Linked DNA regions of Mus musculus: region 1 is linked to region 2. Evidence: chromatin loops called from intact Hi-C (ENCODE). Cell type or tissue: heart. All regions are shown on one strand. Links, peaks and the distances in the headings refer to the core of each region. The heading gives the core; the rest is flanking DNA.

Region 1 (9,894 bases), core at 1,719-6,718, 130 kb before region 2:
TGCTAGACCGGTGTTCCCTAGACATTTATTGAATATCTACTATATGCTGAACTCTGGTGGAAGCAAAAGACTGTGGTAGTTTATGACTTGGAAACAACTGGACAGGTACAACTGGAATGCAGTTCAAGTGTTACTGTCCCTCTTTTTTCTACAGTGAAATCCTTTCTAGACTTCGCTCACAGGAGACTCTGCTGACCTGCCCTCAGGGACCTAGCAATTGCTTAAGGCATCACCTGCCCCGCCCCCCACGTACGACAGGTATGTGCCACAGATAAAAAGACCCCCACCCCACTCCAGTCCTTTGGCCCCCTTCCCCCCTCCCCTGGCTTCATTCCCATCTGTCTGTCTACATAGCCACTTGCCAGCCTCTAGTCCTCTTCTCCCAGTAAACCCCCTTTATACCAGAACTGTTGCACAGTGTAATTTCTCAGGGGTGCACCTTGCCTCGGGCCACCAAGAATACTGTCTTGCAGAGTTATATTTCACAACACTCACTGCACACAACACCCGATGGAGTTCCGGTTGAAAACACCCGCACAGTGTGCCTCACACACAGGCTTAGTAGGCTATTGGTGCTGTCTTTAAGAGCTGGAGTCCACAGGGCCTCAGAGGTGGTTGCCCTGGAAGTCTGTTTCTTAACAACACTGGCCAGGCCCGGAGACCCTCCGGAGGCAGGCAGACAGGTGCAGGATCAGTGAGAGAGCCCTAGACCTGGCCAACTGAAGCCAATGCTGCTAGAATCCCGGGCCTCGGAGGTGAGGGCAGGTCTCCAATCACAATCAGGGTAGACTGGCTTCTTGACCTATCAGCATCTGTGCAGGGTGCAGGCAAACAGGAGGGGAACCTACTTTCTCTAGGGGCAGGGCGGGATCTCAGCTGCTTCTCCTAACTGCTCCTGGAACAGGCCCCTTAGACAAGCTCTTTCTTCTTGTTGACTCTCAATGACTTGAGAGTCCTGAAAATATCTCTGAGTTTGAGTCATGCTCTCCAGGTAAGGCCCGAAGAAATGTGAGTTCCTTTAGGGCTGAGCACACAGCAGGCACTAAATACGTGCTGGCGGGGCCACACTGCGGCCAGTGATAACAACGGGGCCACACTGCGGCCAGTGATAACAACGTGACAACCGGAAGCTGTTACTTAGCACCTGCTGGGTACCAGGTGCTCAACACCCAGCCATCCCTTGAAGCAGCGGTGTTGTTCCAATTTTCAAGAGAAGGAAAGTCCTGAATTGATCATCTCTCCGAGCTCACTGCCTAGCGCCTTGCCCTCCTAAATTTCCACCGTCTTTATCAGTACCTCCCTGGGACGCACACAGAGGGAAGAGGCAGCCGTGTCCCCGCTAGGCCTCTTCAGCGGGCTTGTGGCACCGAGTCCTTGTCCTTAGCCGGAGCCCTCTTCCCCATATCTGGGGACCGGGATGGCTTGCAAGTTCTCAGTGCATCTCACAGCCTTCCTCCTGCAACCTGGCTCCAGGCAGGAGCGGTGGAGGTGGGGGAAGCGGGCGAGGAGGGAGCCATGTCACCATATATCCCAGTCAGATTAAAAAACTAATTTGAAAAGATTAATGCCTTCCATTCCTGTTACGCTGGCTCTGATACCTCTGGGCCTGTGGCCGCTCTGCCTCCTGATTATTGAATTTTTATGGCCTGGTAATTAATTGCAGATTCCCTGTTTTGTTCTATTTCTTTTTCTCTGACATTTTAATTTCAACAGAAAGCACTGGTCTCTATGCAGATTCTCTCTGGAGACCCTAATGGTCTATAAAACAGAATGACTTATTCACGTGGCACCCACTTCAGCTGGCGAGCGATTGTTTGAAACCTTGCTGATCACGCAAAATTTAATTTTCCCACCTCCCTCTCCTTTTGGTCTTCATCTCTTGTCTCTTCCTATGCAGGGACAGTGCCTCTCGATCTTTTGCAGGGCCTTGTTGTAGGAGGCTGAGTCTAAAGTCAAGGCAGGGTTTGATCCCTTTCTTTGGCAGTGGGTTCGGAACTGGGTGCATGCAGATAAATGGGCATGTCTGGCCAAATTGGGTCATAGCTGTTCATAGACACAGGGCTGGGACAGACCCTTGTGCTTCTGCCCCATGCCTTCCGAATTCTGCTTCTTCCAGCCCTGCTGACATCAGGTGGGCTTGTCTCCTTCAGAGCCAGCGCCCTACCCCGCAGTAGCCTGGCTAGGACAGGGCACCAAGTGAAGGCAGAAGGTTCAATTGAACCGGAGGACTGGGAACTTGTGTCTCCAGGAGCCAGGCTGGTGAGACAAGTCAGGGGAGGGCGATAGGGCCCCATGGGGGCTGTCACTACAGTGCTCATGTTCCACCAGAGGATACCGGAGCCACTCAGTACTCACTGCGAGATAGAAAGATGGCCCAGTGTGGCCGGGGCTTCTGGGTCTTTGTTTGAATTCTTACAAACATCTGGGTTTGTTGTTTTAAACATTGTCAGTCAACCTATTTGAACTGTGACTGATTCAGCTCACAGGGGCTCCTACTCATTCCTAGTGCAAAGAGAAGTCACAGCGCGAAGTAGAATCCCTCAGGGTTGCTGGCTTCCCGTCCCTCTGTGGCCCCCAGGAACCTTCTTCGTCCCTCTGGGCCCTCCAGGGCCCTTTCCATATTTGGTTAGTTTCCCTTTATCCTGGGCTGTGAAGATATTCTTGGGTGGATTCCCAGGGCGTCCTGCCCCTGTTTCTCAGAGAAGCTTGCAGCTTGGCTTCCCCATGTCCGGGCCGGGACTGCCAGATTCTGAAGGGAAAGTTGGGAAAGTAACGCATCTTAATTTGAGGCTTTGGGAGGTCAGGCTGAGCCTCTGGGGAACCCTAGTGGACTGAGGAGGGAGGTAGACCATAGAACGGGTTTCTTGGGTTCCTCAAATTGACCGGGGAGGAACCCAGCAACTGGGGCACCTTCTGTGCTTGGATACTGGGCAGCTGGCACTGGCAACACCCAAAGTGCTTCAGTTTCCTCCTCGTTTGAGAGGCCAGATAGGGAAGCAGTAACGGACTCCAGAGTTAGATAGACCTAGGTTCAACTGTGGGACCCCAGTGACCCCAGCCTGCCTGAGCTCAGAACCTCTCAGATGGATAAAATGGGATTGTGACGGTTTGGCTCTTAGAGCTGCCTGTGTTTGGGGATACTGAAGGTGGAGCTTAGTTACAGAAAGCTGGGTCATTGTGGGTGTGGCAAGGAAGCGAATATTGGGACCCACCTTTCCTTCTGTTTCTGCTTCCCATTCTTCACGAAGTAAACAGCCTGTGGCAACTCCCCCTGCCACCACGAGGCACAGGGCCAGCATGTCCACACACAGCACCTTGCTGAATGACTATGGACCCAGAACTCTGAAATCTGACCCCCTTTCAAGATGGCCTCTCCCTGTATATCCCAGGCTATCCTTGATCTTCTGTTCTTCTCACCTTAGACTCTCAAGTGTCGGAATTACAGGGTCCATCACCATGCTGCTTTCGCTAACTTGGTTTTTTACATGTATTGTCACTGACTGCCGTGGGTATGGCGTTTTCTATTGCTGTATTATGAATATCCACAAACCCAGTAGCTTAAAAATACCAGTGCATGGACCTGAGTCTGTGAGGGAAGGAACCCTTGTGAGGTCAGCACTGTATACTCAGGATCTCCCGAGGATGGCAGTTCTCAGAGTGAGGGGGGCCTCTCCTCTAAGCGCGGGAGTTGTCTGCACAACTCACGTCCTTCTTTTGAGAGTTATCCACCTTGGAGGCCAGTCATGGCGTCTTCTGATGCCTCTGATTTCTCTGCCTTCTCCTTTGCTTCCAGGGACTCATGTGAAGTCTTCGTTATCTCCCCGTTTTCAGGTGAGCTGGCTAGGAACTTTAGCATCTTTTGCCGGTTAAGATAATGATCCAAAGAGTAACATCGACGGTAGAAGCCTTGGGGTCAGATTTTTGCCTGGCCCAAACTCCAGGCTTCCCCGAATGGTTATAAGGAGGCTGGCCTCCCCTTGCCTCTTTCCTCCAATGAGCAGATTCAGAAAGGACAGTGTGCCAGGCAGGGTCTTCTGATAACAAGCCACAGCGCCACCTTGTGGCAAACATCAGGTTCGACTTTACTACAAACAACAGAAGTCTCTCCAAATAGCACGTGGAAGAGGCCCAGAGGCTCAGGCTGGGATGTCCTACCATAAGATTGCTCTAATTAAAACCCAGCGCCTACCACAGCCCTCATAGCTCCGGGAGATTCCACCACAACCACCGCCGAACATTCACATTCCCCTTCTCCTGGATCACCACTTGACAGGTCTTCCACGTTTGCTGGCATCTGTAGCCAGCTCCCGTGCCTGTAGGAGTTTCTGAGAAAAGTGTCTGTCGTCTTTTCTAGGAAGGAAGACGCAGGCAGAGGCCAGCATCATCTCAGCGTGGAGAGAGGAGCTGCGGGGAGGCTTCAATGCTACTGCGCTAAGCCCCCCAGGAAGTATTGCCCACTCAAAGTGCCCACCCAAAACCAGCCACTCTAGGGGTGGCTGCAACTTGGCACCGGAATGAGCCAGTCTAGAAAGAGGAGCATGCACGCCCCCTGCTGGCAACTGCTCCAGTTACGGTTTTCCTTTTCCTTTTTCTTCTCTAGTCCTGATTGTCCCCTTCTACCCTCTCTCATCTCTCATCTGAGACAGGGTTTTACTGTGTAATCCAGGTTAGCCTCGAATTCACAGAGAGCCACCTGCTTCTGCTTCCTGCTTACAGTGTGTGCCACCACGCCGGCAAGGGTCCTTGATATTTCTTTTTCCCTTGCAGAGAAAGCTGCTTCTACCCTAGCTGGACCTCACAATATCCCTGGCAAGGTTTCTGAAGTGGAACTTCACAGCGGTCCAGGGAATCCTGCCAGGTGTGTAAACAGGACAAAGCAGTTAATACTTACCGCGTCCCCATCACTCCTTAGGATTTCCTATTGGCCCCTTTAATCCTCATACCGTTAGTCTACAGGGACAGGTACCATTTTAGCCCCATCTCATAGATGTGAGAGCCGAAACACAGACGGGTAAAGCAGCTTGTCCCACATTGCACAGCGTATAAGTAGCAGAGTAAGGATTTGAACTCAGATGTTTTAGTTTCAGGACTTAACAATTTTTTAAGGACCACACTATCCTGCAGGAAATGCCTTCCTCATCACGTGGCTTCTCTTTGGGGCAAGATAGCTGCTTGAGCTCCGGCCATTACAAATTATCTTCCTCAGATAATCAGGAAATAGGAAGGGACAAAACGGGACTCACTTCCTTCTTTTCATAAACAGAACAACATTCTGAAGGGTCCCTATAGACCTCTACTATTCCTCTTCTGACCACAGCCACATGGTCATACTTCTGCCAACAAATTGTTTTTATGTTTGTAATTATGACAAATCACTTGCAAAGTTAAAGGAAAGAATAGTTACTGGGAACATCTAGCATACACACACACACACACACACACACACACACACACACAAAGATACTGAAGACTCAGAAAGGCCAGTAATTATCTGAAGGTCACAAAGCTGGGAAAGGGTGGAGGTTAGATGTGTTGTTCCTGGATGAAACAGGTATCGCCCCAGAGACATGCTCAGTGGAGTGCTCAGAGGGAAGGACCTCTCATTAGACTTCCCGACCTCTAGGACCACCCAGGGCCACTGGTCAGATCTCCAGTGTCTTCCAGTCCCAGCCACCTCTCTGGCCCAGAACCAGTATCATGGTACCAGGCATGGCCAGCACCGACTTCATCCATCCCACTAAAGCCCACATCAGCTGTGCTCCCTGAATTTCTGTGGCTGACTCCTGAGAACTGAATAATTCAAGCCTATGTAATGGGCTAATGAATTTACTGACAAGCCAACGTGGTCGCAGTACTTGCAGTATAGAAATACTGAGTCCCAGGCAGGCAGGCAGGCAGGCAGGCAGGCCTAACATGAAGCTGTTGCCCCAGCCCTCCCTAGGGAACTTGGCCTGATGGAGTAGAAAGCCCACGTCAGCCTCACTGGTTCTTCCTCCTGCTGAGGAGCATGGTCAGGGGAAGAGGGCTGGTGGGACTTTTGATGGGAAGTAGAACCCGATAGAGCAGCAGACGTGGGTAGGAACACCCAACCCCTTCCCCACGTGCCCAAGTACCACGGTTCTTTATGAGGTAAATCAGGTTGAGGCACTGTAGCCCTGTCGCTGTTCTGTGTTGGGAATTTTGGGGTGGCTGTGAGCCCCTGGGGAGGAGACCAGCTTCCTTCCTCCTAACTTGCTCACCTGTAGAAGGTTCCTGCCGATGGCTTGCACAAGTCCCTCCCTGGAGATAACCAACTACAACCCCTCTCAACCCTGGCAGACATGACTGGAGAGGGGTTGGAATGGCTGAGGGGCAGGTCTCTAGCCTGGAGTAGAATTGAGTCCTGTGAAGCTCTTCAGCTGTGAGACCCCCCGCCCTCCTGTGTTCAGGCTCACCCCTCCCTCTCTGCCTCCTGCCTGGAGAGCTGCATTGCACAAAGACACTTACTTTCCCTTGGCCCTGGCTCTGCTATGTGTCAGGAAGTCTTGTCAGCAATGGGCCTCAGTTTCCCATCTGTATGCTGGTGAGAGGAGGCTCTCAGAGTCTCTTCTGACTCAAAAGAAATGACCCGAGGGGCAGGAAGCTCTCTCTGACCCTGCCCAGCCCTGCATCACTCCCTCTCAGGCCTCTTCCTGGGAACTCCAGAGACGCCTCATTGCTCCCTGCCTGTCAGCAGTGTGACAGACGAGGGGCCAGGAGAAGATTCCACAAAGGCACAGATCTGAGGGAGCCACAGCTGAGGTTTGTAGGGGGCAGTAGCCTTGTTACACACTCTAGCCCCAAGCCCCTGGAGATTATTGCTGTACTTGTGTGGGGAGCCTTCTCTGAGAGACTAGGGACTCTGGATAAGGAGAGGGCATGTGGGCCTTTGACTCGGGATGGAAGTAATGGCTTTGTCAGGCACAGAGGCCTAGCTTGCCCCTCTGTCACCGTTGAGCAGAGGCAGAGGTAGGCCAGGGCTGACCAGCTCAGGCATTATCTGTGCCCAGGTCCAGGGCAGTACCTCATGATTTTGGAACCGTGAAAGGCAGCCTGTTTTCTGGTGGAGCTAGGTTTAAACCCTGGGAGACCTAGCAGGTGTTCCTGCAAGGTACAGGAGTTTGCCACGCCCCTAGGCACTAGGCTCCTGACACACAGGAGCCCTCAGCTCTCCATAATTCTGTGACCATCAGTCATGTAGGGCAATGCCCCAAGCGCCTCCACAGGTAGAGGATGTGACTACAGATCACAGAGTCTCAAGACAGATCTCCATTTTAATGAGGTACCTAAAGGGCTGAAGGGCTTAGCCAATTAAACTCTCCTTCCCAGACACTCCTCCCTGCAAAAGGTATTTAACCTCAGGCCTGCCCTGAGAAAGTGGGGTATGATTTCACTCATCACAACTCTCGGCCATGACAATAAACGCTTTAAAAACATGGGCTGAATTCTCATTGGGATCCGCCATGCTGGAGCAATGGAGCAGATTCCTCTAAAGAGCTGCGTGTCTAATCTCCCGTAGGAGGCCTCTGCGTTCTCAGCCACGGTCACCACCAAGCCAAGCAGCCAGAGGCATTCTCTCCTCCTGCCCTTTTCCCTTTTGGCCTTGGCCCAGCGGCCCAGGGCCTACGTTCTCAGCTCTTCCGCAGCATCCAGTGGTATTTGCGGTGCCTAAGACCTTGTGAATCCGTGTGGCCCAAGGACCCATGAGCCCAGCTTTAATAGGTAGTTCCCTGGGGACACCAGACTGTGCTTCCCCACCCCTGGAGTGGGGTCCTGCGGCTTAGACGCCCACCCGGTGGCATGGGGTATGTGCAGTCAATCTTCCTGCGTCTTGCCTCCATCAGCCCACGTGCGGCCCTAGCCCTGTGGCAGACCGGAGGCGGAACACTATTTTAACCCATGCGTGATAGTGCTGGACCACATCAGGATGAGGTGCTGGTGGCTGAAGGACAGAGCAGGTGGTTTCTCCTGTAGTAGCCAGGAAGCTCAGGCTGGGCCAGGAGAGCTACGTTAGTCCTTGGAGCCTGCCTGCTTCCGTGTCCCTGGTTCCAGGCCGGGAGGCTTTGCTCTCTTAGAATGTTCCTTGTTTCAAGCCCACCACAATAGCTGGAATGGGGCCTCTGGCTTAGGAGCTAAATGATCTAAGATAGCCTTTTTTACTCTGGTCAGCCATCTAGGATAGAGGTTGTAAATTGAACACGGGGCAGCGATGCTGAGAGACCCCAGGGTGTGTTAGAAAAGGTCTCCATGGGCACAGATACATGGGCTAAGAGATGCTCGGACAGCCCCAGCTGCTTCTGTTAGACACGTACATCGGGAGCCTCTGCAGTGCCTCCTCTCTCCATCAAATGCCTGCAGAGCATGATGGAGTCAGAGGGGGAGGTGCCTAAGAGTCCAGTAGCCTCCAGGTTGAACAAAACATGGTGTATTTGGGTCCATGGGTTTCCTAGGTAACTCATGATGGGGGAGACAGAAACTTAGTGGCACTAAGTCGCTGGGACCAGTGCTGGAATCATGGTCTTGGAAAGGAGTCCTGGGGAACAGTCTGCTACTGGCCTCTCCCTCAGCTTGGATGTTTTGGGCCATGCTTGGCACCTCTGGCTTGTAGTGTTCTTTCCATGTGATACCTTTTACACTGGGCTTTCTTGTGTCCAGATTTCCCTTCCCTTACCAGTCATCTAACTTGGATTTTGGGGCTAAGAGGGGTGGGTGTCCTCTTCTGGCCTGCCACCTTTTAACTTAATGACATTTACAATGACTTTATTTTGACATAAGGTCACATTTTAAAGTAGTGTGTAGAACTTCAAGCTATCTCATTGTGGGACATGGTTCAACTCGTGACAACCCATCATTTAAAGCCACTTGCTATGTAGCGATGGTTGTTTAGAGCATTAGAATTATGGGATGGCTGGAGCTGCAACTAAAACACCATTGAAAATGTAATGAGATGGAAAGTATTTTCCAGACCATCTCTCTAGGAGACTGCTGCATGTGGTCACAATTACTGATTTATTAGGAAGCTTGGGGCTGCAACGGGGTCTAGACCTTCTCCCAAAGTATGGATGTTCCAGTAACAAAATGAACAAATAAAAACAGGCTGCCTCCATAATGCCTCCTGAGGTAGGAAATCAACTTGGGTTTTCCTTTGTGGGGATATTCCTTCCCTTCAAATAAATGTTGGCAACTTGAAGACAGTCGGAGCTTTAGATTGTTCTGGCTTTGTGTGCTTGCTTGCCTGCGACATTGTTTACCTTCAGACAGAACAAGACTGACTGTGAGTGATGAGTCCTGATTGAGTGTCTGGCTTCCTTGGAGACTTTATACAACTTTGGGGGCAGAAACAGACTCTAGCTTATTTTCTATCAAATCCTCAGCACAGTTCTTGCCACACAGTAGGTGCCTCATAGCTATCATCTCAAAGTATGAACACTGGGGAAAAAAAGGTATATTAAACATCTATAGACTGACTAAGGATTTAAAGGTCGATTAGCTTCAGAGCATGACACAATGTTAGGGACAATGCTGAAATCCTCTTTTTTTTGTTTTTTGTTTTTTTCGAGACAGGGTTTCTCTGTGTAGCCCTGGCTGTCCTGGAACTCACTTTGTAGTTCAGGCTGGCCTCAAACTCAGAAATCCGCCTGCTTCTGCCTCCCAAGAGCTGGGATTAAAGGCGTGCGCCACCACGCCTGGCTGAAGTCCTCTTTTGTTGATGGAGAGAGTCTGTAAGAGACAGAATTACTAGAGGCCAGGAACAGATTAAAATTATTGTTACCAGGAAATAAGTAATTCTCTGGGCAGCCTAGAACTTCTGCAACTTGAATATCTGTACATAGCAAAGAGGTAAAGATTACAAAAACCACCAGGAAGATCTGACAA
Region 2 (11,148 bases), core at 3,230-8,229:
AGTGAAAAACGACTGTTGACTGATCTTATTGAACTGTATTGCATGACACACGGATAATATCTAAACTTATAACTGAATCACCATTGCCTCAAACCTGAATCAGAGCTTTCATGAGCTTAGCAGGCATTTGTCCTGTCTACATTACCAAGAACCTATGGTTGAGCCAGGGGTAGTTGTGCATGCCACTCTGCACTGGAGAGGCAGAGGTAGATCTCTGTGACTTCAAAGTCAGTCTGATGTATATAGTGAGTTGCAGGACAGCCAGAGTTATATAGAAAGATCCTGTCTCACTAAAAAAAAAAATCCTATGTTTTATAGGTAGAAGTCTCTAGCCAGTGGCCCTGTATGAGTCTGCTAATGTCTTTTATAGCTCCTACTTTTTCGTCCCTTAGTCCCATGGCTCTGTAATAGTCAGTTTAACCTGTTATGCAAAGTGGGGAAGACTAGAGACCATAGCAGCTAACTTCTGGTTTGGGAGGTTGTACATCCAAGATCAAGGAGTTGGCTGGTCCTGTTTCTGGTAAAAGTTCTCTTCCTGGCTTACAAGCCAATTCTTTGTATGTTGAAAGAGAGATGAGAAGGGAGAAAAAGGGTGAAGAAGCAACAAAAGATATCTCTCAAGCCCACAAATCTTCTCAGATTATAGTTCTGCTTTAATGACCCCATTTAAATTTAACTACCTCCCTAAAGGCCTCATTTCAAAATATAGTTACATTAGGAAATAGAGCTTCCAATGAGTTTGCTGTGGAAAACACAATTCAGTCCATAGCAATCTTGAGTTGGTCTGAGGCCCTAATGTACCCAACTAAACATCATATTCTTAGCCTCCCTTGCAGCTATATGTGGCCATATGGTAACATTCTAAACACTTAGATACAGTCCAAAGAGTCCTGTGAGTTTTGGGAAGACTCATTAAAAGAAAAGAGGCTGTGTTGGCCTCTTCACGCTTTTCTTTCTGGTTGTTTGGCACCATACAATGGTAGCTGAACTCAAATAGCTATCTGGGACTCATATGACAAAAGAATGAAAGATTGCCAGGTTGGGCTGGCAGAATTGTGATTGAAGACCCTGGGTTTCTGGTGACCAATGGCCTTCCAGCCTAGACTGTCCACTTGTACTTTGAGAGAACATTTATCTTCCTTATATCATGATGTAGGGTTTTTTTTTTTTTTTGTTACTGTCAGAAAGTGCAGTTTCTAACTAATGTACTGAAGTTCACCTTGGGCCTAGGTTTTAAGTCCAAACTTACAAGTTTCCTAAGGCCATGCATGTTCCTTTGTGTTCCCCAAACCCTTTGAAAGAATAGTTGCCCTTAAGACAAACAACTTGTTGCATATTTCTCTTTTTAAAAACTTAATTATGTGTGTGCATGTGTTATACATATGTAGGTATGTATGCCTTTTGTACGAACAAAGAAGGACATTGGGTGTAATGTTTTCTGACATCCTTATGTCTTCTTCCCTTGAAATGGAGTCTCTCATGGAACCTGGAACTCTGAACTCAGGTCCTCACTATGTGCAGGGGGCAATCTTACTTAGCCCTGTTCTTCATCTCTGTGCTCTCCTTTTGCCTCCCTTTTTCTAACACGTATCAACACCTGCTAGGTTTTATGTACCATGCTAGCAGAGGAGTTTTCTCCATTAACTCAACCTATAGACTTGGTAGACAATAGAAAAAAAATATCTGAGGCTGGGGATGTAGTTCAGTTGATCATGCTTAGTATGCATGAAACCCTGGGTTGGCTCTCCAACACTGCATCAACTGGGTATGGTAGTATAATCCCAGTACTCAAGGAGTGGAGGCCAGAGGACCAGCATTTCAATATCATCCTTGCCTACATAAAGAGTTCAAGGCCAGTCTGGAGTACATATGACCCTATCTTACAAAAGAAAAAAAATGTGTCTGGAAGATACCAGATAACTTCAGATACAGGACTTGGAGGATCCTATCTGGTTCTGACCCGAAAGCCTGTCTGAGGATTAGCTTTCATGGTACTGGAAGGTGCCATAAAAACTTCCAATGGAGAGAAGCAACCAGTTGTTCTTGTCATCTATGAGGCCATGAACTATAGCAATGGCCAGCATGGCATGACATTCCTAAGGGCATAATAGTGGCATGTGTACATTGGCAGTAACCAACAGCTCTTTGGTTGGACCAAAGGCCCACTCAACAAGAGGAAAATCATGCCTGGTACCAGAAACCAAGCCAATAACTAGAGGCTGGTTAGGTCGTGGATCCTGGAGAATCTACAACTGCCGCTTTACCAAACCAGCATCACCCCTAGAAATGTACCCACAGATGAATGTACTTATACCCACAGATGAGCGTAGTCCTTACCCCTCATCAAGAAAACGTTCTTTGCAACAGATGGAGACTATCACAGAAGACCACAGCCAATCAAAATGCAGAGAACCATGTTCTGGCTGGCCCTGACTGATGCATCTAGAACATAATTCCTGCACCTCAGTCTCAGAGATCATAGTGGAAAGGGCGCAGAAAGATTGTGAGAGCCAGAGGAACAGTGAGATTGTGTTTCCTAAAGATGTCAGAGAAATGATGAGACCCATGAAGTCTCATCAGAATAGCTGTATAAGTAAAATCTGAACAAGGATACCAAATAGACATGCCTTTTGTACAAACAGGATGGGAGAAAGCTCACAAGGCCTCAGCTATAGATCAAGAACCGCAGGCAACTAAGGGATGCTCAGAGTGGGAGAAACAGGCATGCCCAGGGAAAGGCACACCAATCGATCACCAACACCAAGTGGTCATCCCAGGGAGCTTTCAGAAATTAGGGTGGTAACAGCTAAGGCCAAAGGAGGAGTTTGGAGTTAGCAATATGAAAGAGCATGTGGGGGCAGGCCCAGAGTCCAGTGCTGCGTTATAGGAACACATCTTTGTTCCCCCTTTGTTCCTCACTTGTGAGATGGGGAAGGCAACAGAGATAGATACCTATAAACGTATGGAAACGTAAGGAGCATCAGCATCTGAGGCAGCATGCCATTCACCTGTATGCACAGCCACAGGTCACTTTGGAGAGGACTTCACCGTTGTATCTGTCTTACTCCTGGTTACACAGCTGTGGGGAAATCCTCGTCAATCCTTATCCCTGTCCCAGTGGCTTTCATATGTCTACTCTCACCTCTGTGTAAATACAGAGTGTAAAAAGGGGGAGACCTGGAGGTGAGGATTGAGACAACTTCCTTCCTTCCTTCCTTCCTTCCTTCCTTCCTTCCTTCCTTCCTTCCTTCCTTCCTCATTCATTCATTCATTCATTCATTCATTCATTCATTCATTCATTTTTTGAGATAGGGTCTCACCATGTAGCCCCAATGTCCTGGAACTTAGTGTGTAGACCAGATTGGCCTTGAACTCACAGAGATCTGCCTGCCCCTGCCTCCTGAGTGCAGAGAGTAAAGTTGTAGCTAATAGACTCAGCCTAGTATTGGGATAATTTTGAGGGTGGTATATTAGTCACTTTTTTTTTTTGTTGTTGCTATGAAAAATTACCTGGCAAAAGTAACTCTACAGAAGAAGGACTCACTTTGGGTCCCATTTGGGGGACACAGTTCATCACATTAGGAAGACACGGTAGCTGGAGCATTGTCCATAGGGCAGAGGGATCTGCTCATGCTTGAGCAGATCAGAAAGCAGAGAAAGATCAGAAAGTTGGCTGAGCTATTAACCTCAAAGCCTGTCCACAATAACTTACCCTTTCAGCCAGCCCCCACCTCCTGAGACGATTCCAGCACTAGCTGCTGGGCTATGTTCAAACACATAAGTTTGTGAGGGTCCCTCACACTTGCGCAGTAACAGGGGCAGAGAGAGAGGGTGGGGGAGGGGGAAGAAGGCATTCCAGGGGAGGACCATACGATTGGCATAACTGAGTAGGAGATTGGGGTTTAGCTAGCAGGTAGAGGGTTTGAACTGTGTTTGTGGAGCCATGGAGAGCACCAAATAGGACTCATCAGAAGAGGAACCATGATCACAGGTACCCTGGAGAAGCTACTGGGTCAAGGGAGCCACAGACAGCTCTTCAGGCTTTACTGAGAGCCACGGTAAAGGCTCAGTGTAGGTCAGATAGGAACTTGGACACTTCAGATTTTAATTATTGTTGATTTTTCCCACCCATGCTGAGAATCAGACCCAGGCCCCACATGTGCTTGGCACATGATCTATCATTGAGCTGTTCCCAACCCTTATATTTAGTATCTTATTTGAGGCTCCAAATCACTCCCGGTAGGATGGAATTAGTGTCTCCATTTTACTGATGAGAACATGGAGGAGAAGAGGAAGGGAGGCATAGAATAAGCCAAGGAGGAGCTAAGAGCCTGGCTCACTCAGTCCTGAACCTGTTCCTTCTACTGTAGCTTATGGTTTTAAGCTGTCACATGCTACAGTAGAAGGGACACTTTGAGAATGTCTCCTACTGCCACACCAGACTGGGACTCAAAGTATTTTACAGACACCTTCTACAAGCACTCCACTGGCACCCATCCCCACCCCTGATTCCAGGCACATTCTGGGATCAGCACCTCCCATTTCAGGCCGGTGGTCTGCTAGATAGGAACCCACATATTCCATATCAAAGATGCCAGCCTAGGCACCCGTCGGATCTCTGAGTAGACGTGACTGACATCTGAGGAGATAAAGTTGCAGGATGGCGGCAGTGGGCTTTTGGATAGGGTAGAGAGGACATGAGTGTGCCCATGAGTTGACAGTTTCTTAGGTTGGAAGAGAGTTCATGGGAGTCCCTCACACCATTACTTCAATCTCCGTGTTTGGAAAAGTCTTCATAATAAAAATTAAGATAACTCAGAGGACCTCCCCTGCCCACCCCCATACCAGATAAGTCAACGTCTGGTTTCGGGCATTGCCCTATTTTAAAATCTCCTCCTGTAGGGGCAGCCAAGGTGAGAATCCTGCTTATGCAGCTTGAAAGCCTCAAGGTAGAGTCATGCCCAGCCTCAGCTTCCTCATTTGGAAAATGGGGTAAATGACCCCATGGCGGTGTTGTGAAGGTTAAATAGGATGAACACTAACATGTTGGCTGTAGTCATTAAGAGAAGCAAGGTCACAACTCACAGCAAAGATGTGGGGGTCACTTAGCTTCTCCACCAGAGGAAAGGAAACATGTTGGATAGAATTGAATGGAGAAGGCTTTGTCCTCTAGCCCTACCATTCACTTCCCGGACTTTGTCTTAGTTTCCCCATTGAGGTGAAAGACCTGTAGAGAGACCTCAAGAGGCTTCTGTGAGCTGTCTCCTGGCCTGTGAAACAGGCACCCCAGAGGACTCTGAGTCTCATCCTCTATCTAGGCCACCTGCTCCAAGCAGAAGATGTTTGCACACCCAAGAGCATGCAAGACAGGGCGGGAGTGTGTGTGTGTGTTACTGGAGCCTTGAGAGTGACAGTTGAAGCGTCTCGAAGTTAGGTGGGACATGTGAGACCTGTAAGCGCGAAGTGTGTGTGTGTGTGTGTGTGTGTGTGTGTGTGGTGGTGGTGGTGGTGGTGGTGGTGGTGGTGGTGGTGGTGGTGGTGTAGGGAGCAGCCAGCTAAACTGGAAGCTACATGGGTAGAAGAGGAGCAAGGAGGTGGTTTGCAAGCAAGGAGATGGCTTGCAGCAAGAAATGACTGAGGAATGACAGGTTGGGGGACCCCTGAAAGCAGGAAAGGTGGAGGCGGCTTGGGGTCCTGGGGTGACCACCCAGCCTGAGGCCTTTGGGCTGGCCTGGGTTCCTGGTATTTTCCCCGGCTCTGTTGGGATCTGCAGTGCCGCCTAGCGGACATGCTCGCGGTTCAGGCTCCGGCCGACGACTGCAGCGCTCGGGCGCTCTCCACAACTGCGGAGAGAGTGGCTGAGAGGCGGAGGAGGGGAAGGCTCCAGGATGGCGTGGGGAGGGGCGCATGTCTCTCCTGGGAGGCTCGAGAACTCCGCCCGGACCCGCAACACGTACTGGCATCCTCCATCCTATAACTGCCCCAGAGTGACTTGGCTCTATCCCACATGTCGGGAATCTTTCCTGGCCTTAACCTCCCCCCCCCCCGCCCCCAGCCCCGAGGTTCTGGGATTTTGCTGCTTATGCCTAACTTCTCCCAGAAGAGCGTTTTATTAAAGTTTTTCTTTCTTTCTTTCTTTCTTTCTTTCTTTCTTTCTTTCTTTCTTTCTTTCTTTCTTTCTTTCTTTCTTTCTTTCTTTCTTTCTGGTTTTGTTTTGGCTAATATAATGCCAAGAAGGAGCTCGAAAGCTCGAACGTCCCAGTAGTCTTTCTGCAGGTCCCAGGCTTAAATTGCAGGGCTGAGGAATGTGTAGGCCTTTCCTATCAGAGCGGGTTTTTTTTTTTCTTTTTTTTTCTTTTCTTTTCTGGTGGGCAGGGCGAAGCGACAAAAGAACCTCTGCCCAAAGATGCAAGGTCGTGGTGGGCGAAGCTTGTGGGTCCCAATGCCAGCGGCCTGTGGCTGGTACTGGTGAGGGGGCTTAGACAGCGGCCTGCCTTTCAGATCCCAAGGCCGGGGTCCTGAGATGTGGGGGGCTTCCATGGCATCATCTACTTCCCAACCTGGTGGTGTTCGGAGTTTGTCCAAGCACCTGGGGTGGTGAGCTGGCCCATGTTCTCAAGAAGCTCAGGCCAGCCTAGTGTCTCTCCTCCGAACCAGAGTGGCAGCAAGGCCGCAGTGTTCCTTCTCCTGGCGCCAGGTCTGGGTGCCAGAGTTTCAGGCCGGCAGGCTGCACCCTTCGGGGAAGCAGCAAAGAAGCCAGAGTCTTCCCAAAGTCTGCTCCTGCGCCGGTCCGCTGTGCGTGCCACCCGGGGGAAGGTTCCCCCTGCGTTAGGCTGGTGCTAAGGAGCAGGGTGGGAAAAAAAAATCTAAAAAGCCACTGAGTCCTATGCAAATGGCATCAGGGCCCGGGTGGCTGTTCCTCCCAAGGTCCAAAGCGGAGGGTAGACTTGGCGCGTGGCTCAAAGACGACAGAGAGAGCTGGGACAGAGGGAAGCCAGAGGCTGGGAGAACCCAGAAAGGCCTAACTCCAGGAGGGTGCGCCATGGGGTGCGCGCTCTACGTCCTTAACTCTCTGGTCCCAGGATCCACCGAAGGGTGTCCTGTGCCCAGCGCTCCAACAGCTGAAGAACTCCAGCTCCAGCAAGGGCCTCTAGGTCTCGCTGAGACCGGGCCATCTCCCTACCCTGTTCTTCCCAGCTTCTGCTGCCGGGTGATGAGGCTCAAGTTGGGAAGAAGGGAGAACGCAGCGGGGATCCACACATGGATCCTGCCGCGCCGTTCGCCCTGAACAGCACAAAATCGCTTCTGCGAGGTGAAGCAGGGCCGCCAAGACGCCTCGCATTGCTGAGTTTAAAAGGGGATTTTTGGGTTCCTGGAGCCGGAGCGCACTCTTGCAACCCGGACTGGGCAACCGCACAGCTGCGGAGCGATCTGGACAGGGAAAAGCAGCCTGGGAGAAGGCCTGCCATCCGCTCTAACTCCAGCAGGAAGAAGACAGGCGGCGGGTGGGGTGGGGTGGGCAGGGTGTGAAGGGGGTTGGGATATTTGACTATCTCTAGGTCTAAAAAACTCACTTTGTTCCCGAAGGACAAGAAGGTCCTGCCGGCTCTCTCCAGGTCAGCAAATGTCCTCCCATCCCTGCTAGTCTGTCCCGGCTGTCTGCCCCAGGCCGGGGATGCTTGAACTGCGAACAGGGGAACGGCTAGGCAGTCGCGTGTCCCGGGGGTAGGGGGGCCTCTGGCTCAGCCGGGCGAGTCCCAGCCTGCTCTACTCTTTGCACAAAACGAAACTCAAACGCCCCCCCCCACCCTTAAAATGGAAATTTAACAAAAGCCAAAGCTTCTATTTTCTCTGCTTTCACTTTTCACACAGCAGCTTCCCAGAGATTTAAATAAAAACGAAATGAGCAATTAGCTAAGGCTACTATCTTTCCACATTGGAATTCTTTCTTGAAAAAAACATTTTCCCCTAAGGCCAATCATTCAGCTGGCCAGCCCTTCTGAAGCTTTCGCCTATTCAAGAAAATCACAACAAAGCAGTAGGAAATTCATAGCCACGATCCTGGGCTGAAGATATTAGGGAGGTCCCGGGAATCCGCAGCGGCTGAAACCGCTTTAATAAAAGGAAAAAATAAAAAGATAATAAGAAGTAAAACCTTTTAATACATCAAATATACGGAATTTTAATCTTTAAAGCGATACATTGTCTATTATTTTAGCACATGACGTAAACCTTGTCCCCTTCTCAGCGGGTGGACTTAAAAATTAAAAATAGTTAAGTGTTCCTTTTAAAGAACAAAATAAGGCAAATGAGGTTTTGGAATAGAATTGTTTTTCCTTTTTTTTTGTTTTCTTCCAGAATACATACAAAAAAATACCCATTCTCTTTCGATGGTATACACCTTAAAAATAATTGCAATTTGAAATCAGAGTTGACAAATTGTGACTTATTTTGTTTCGTCGTTTTCATTTCTTTTTTGTAACAAACATGCATGTAAATTTGAGTTTCAATCAGACATTAAATAAGAACGCACAATACAATCATAGCAATTTTAAAGTAACATTAAAGAGAAGACCCCTAATTCTGTAGCGGCTTTGTTTTTATTTATACTCTACAAGGGATCGGAGGGTTTGTTTTCCACATATTTACCCTCGAGTTTTAATTCCCCCCCTCCTCCTTTTAACCTACGGAGCTCAAACTAAATAATGCACTTTTGAACCACGGGTCCGCTTGGAGCTAACATAAATAAATACCAATGTTCACCGGCGAAGTCCTCAGATGAACACTTTTTCAATTAGTTTTCCTTCTTTTTCTATAAAAAGTCAAATGATTTTTTTTCAACTTTTATAAAGTTTGATTGGGGGAGTAGGGGTGGAGGAGAAGTTTCGCATCCAGGCTCTCTCGATCTCTGTGGTTGGGTGGATAGGTAAGATTTAAACTTTCTTTTCCCTTCCGTAGCCCGGGTCTTCTGCCCCTGCGGGTGTCAGGAACCTCGCTCGGGTCCTGCCCCTCCCTCGCTCCTCCCATCCCCCAGATCCTTCCTCTTTCCAAATTCCTCTGGGCCGCCCTCACTGATACCCCAGTGCGGAGGCAGTGGTCAGTCTCTGTCCGTAGAGGGCATAAGGGGAGTAGTATGGTCCGGTGGCGGCAGGCACCGGCACTGGGGCACCGGGCGTGGGGAGCGGGCTCTTGGAATACGGGTGGTAGCGGCTGCTGAGTCCCAGTGCGTGGTGGGGGCTGCGCAGCGCCAGAGTCCCTGGGCTGCCCGGTGCGCCCGACGTGGGGATGTGCATGTGACAAGCCATGGCTGCTGCTGCGGCGCTGGCGAGAGACGAAGAACTGGGGTAGCCCGACAGCAGTTTGTCTGTCCCTGGGAAGGCCGTATGGGTCCGCAAGTGGCTCAGCAGCTCTTCGGAAGTGGCGAAGCGCTTGTCGCACGGCCCATTAGCAGACACCCAGTTGCAGATGTGGGGGAGCGGGTCGTTAGGGAGCATGAAACCGTAGGGGTAGAGGGGGTGGCCGGCTAGGGAGGGTGGTGTGGCGCCCGCAGCGGCCGCAGCCGTCAGCGAGGAGTGAACGCCGTGCAGTGGGTGCGTGGGGTATACTAGCGGGTATCCCGATTTGAGCGCTGCTGCTGCAGCGGCCGGATCATGAGCGCACGAGGCGCTGGCGGCTGCAGCCCCGGCCAAGTGGCTGGCGCAGTGGTAGCTGAGGCAGTATGGGTCCCGGCACAAACTAGCTGTCATCACTGATGGAGGCGACGCCCCGGCCAGAGGACTCGAACCCGCTGGCTTACTGCAGCCAAGAGAGCCGGCTGCGGCCGCTGCCAGCTGAGCCCCTACCAGGCTGCCAGGTTTAGTGGGGTCGAGTGCCACACCGTGTGGCAAGAACTGGGGCGGGTAGCCAGCGTAGGCCCCAGCCAGGCTGCCTGGGTAGGTCATGCCCGCAGGGGGTAGAGGGAACACTGTCTGGCCCGGTTTGTAGGGAGATACCGGGGCCACCAGACCGGAGCCCAAAACCGACGACGAGGTGGGCGCGCTGGGGCCCGAACCCGAGCTTGAGCTGGAAGAGCCGCCACAGTCCGAGCCTAGAGCCTTGCCTCCTGGACCCCCTTCCGAGTGCTGGTTCACGTCCACGTTAATTCCGCCGCCGCAGCTAATCCGGCCGTGCCCCAGCCCGGCGGGTACCCCGTCTGCCGAGGCGCCCCCGGAGCCTTTGCTGCTGCCACCGCCGCCAGCTTCCGGATCTTTCTTGTCGTCCTTGCCCTCCGGGCCACCCCCGGCGGAGGGCAGCATGCCTCCCGGCGAACAGGCCGAGGCGCTGGAGCTGGGACTGCCTGTCCTGGGCGTAAATGGCTGGCAGGTGGCGCTCGGTACCCGGAATCCTGACTTCTCTGCAGCAACACCCCCGCCGCCGCCCCCGCCGCCGCCGCCTCCGCCGCCGCCTCCCGGCTCCTTCTTATCTGAACCGGGTTTGGAGTAAGGCTTGAAACTCGACTTGTCCTCCACGCCGATGTCGCTCAGCTTCAAGGGGCCCGACTTGGCGTCCTTGTCGCCCCCAGCTCCGTTGCCTGCACCACCCGCGCCGCCGCCGTTGGAGGCGACCGAGGAGAGTTTGGAAGAAGGCGAAGGGTCCGGCTTCCCTATCTGCGAACATGTTTGAGCCAGCAGCGCCAGTGGGCTCTTCTTGGCGTCCAGCTGCGGAGTCAGATGGGGAGGGGTTCACACAGAGAAAGAGAGAAACCCTTTAGAAACCTGCACTTAGGGTTCTAGTGCCCTTCGTAACAGCCCGCGAAAAGCATTTCAACTTCCAGGCGCAATTCTAAGTGGCACCCCACTCCGTATCCTTGGGAAAGATGCCAGAACCCCCTGGTCGCTCTAGGATCCTTCCTGAATTCTTTAAGTCACTACTTAGATTTGGAAACAATCTCTCGCAAATGTTTTGGTTTTCATCCCTTTAGATCCAGAATTGTACCCTCTTCCCCAGCACACACTCCTTGATTCTAAAGTGTGAGTGCTTGAGTGGTTGGCGCCTCCGAGGCTGTGTAAATATACTAGCTTCTGAGGAAGGCGACTTTGGAACAGTATACAGGCCCTTGTCCGCCTAGGGGCCGATGGGGGAGGGCTAGGTACATAGGGACTTTAATAC

Evidence for each region. A loop is a pair of places that touch in the nucleus more often than their neighbours do. Peaks named below come from ENCODE experiments on the same cell type or tissue, not always from the same donor. Only the 100,000 strongest peaks of a DNase experiment are listed, where the experiment ranks them.
Region 1: a loop joins it to region 2, with 2.6 times the contacts of the local background. A loop is called at or near these places in 1 of 42 quality-filtered maps.

Annotation. Positions count from the first base shown.
Region 1 is chr14:21,849,480-21,859,373 of GRCm38, forward strand. It overlaps A430057M04Rik (RIKEN cDNA A430057M04 gene), which reads left to right. Exons shown (of 3, transcript NM_176925.3): 2 at 155-258; 3 at 4,355-7,447. The coding sequence ends at 4,518. Among named protein-coding and RNA genes, the nearest start is that of Comtd1, 5.5 kb to the left of the region's middle. In heart, for the core only: CTCF peaks have their summits at 4,040 (motif pointing left) and 4,557 (motif pointing left); DNase peaks (open chromatin) are centred at 2,782, 3,192, 4,072 and 4,482; H3K4me3 peaks cover 939 bases; H3K27ac peaks cover 3,564 bases.
Region 2 is chr14:21,975,820-21,986,967 of GRCm38, forward strand. It overlaps Zfp503 (zinc finger protein 503), which reads right to left. Exons shown (of 3, transcript NM_145459.3): 3 at 8,143-10,697. The coding sequence ends at 9,069. Among named protein-coding and RNA genes, the nearest start is that of A330001L22Rik, 8.1 kb to the right of the region's middle. In heart, for the core only: a CTCF peak has its summit at 5,785; DNase peaks (open chromatin) are centred at 5,792, 7,002, 7,392, 7,412 and 1 weaker place; H3K4me3 peaks cover 2,619 bases; H3K27ac peaks cover 2,417 bases; H3K27me3 peaks cover 1,870 bases.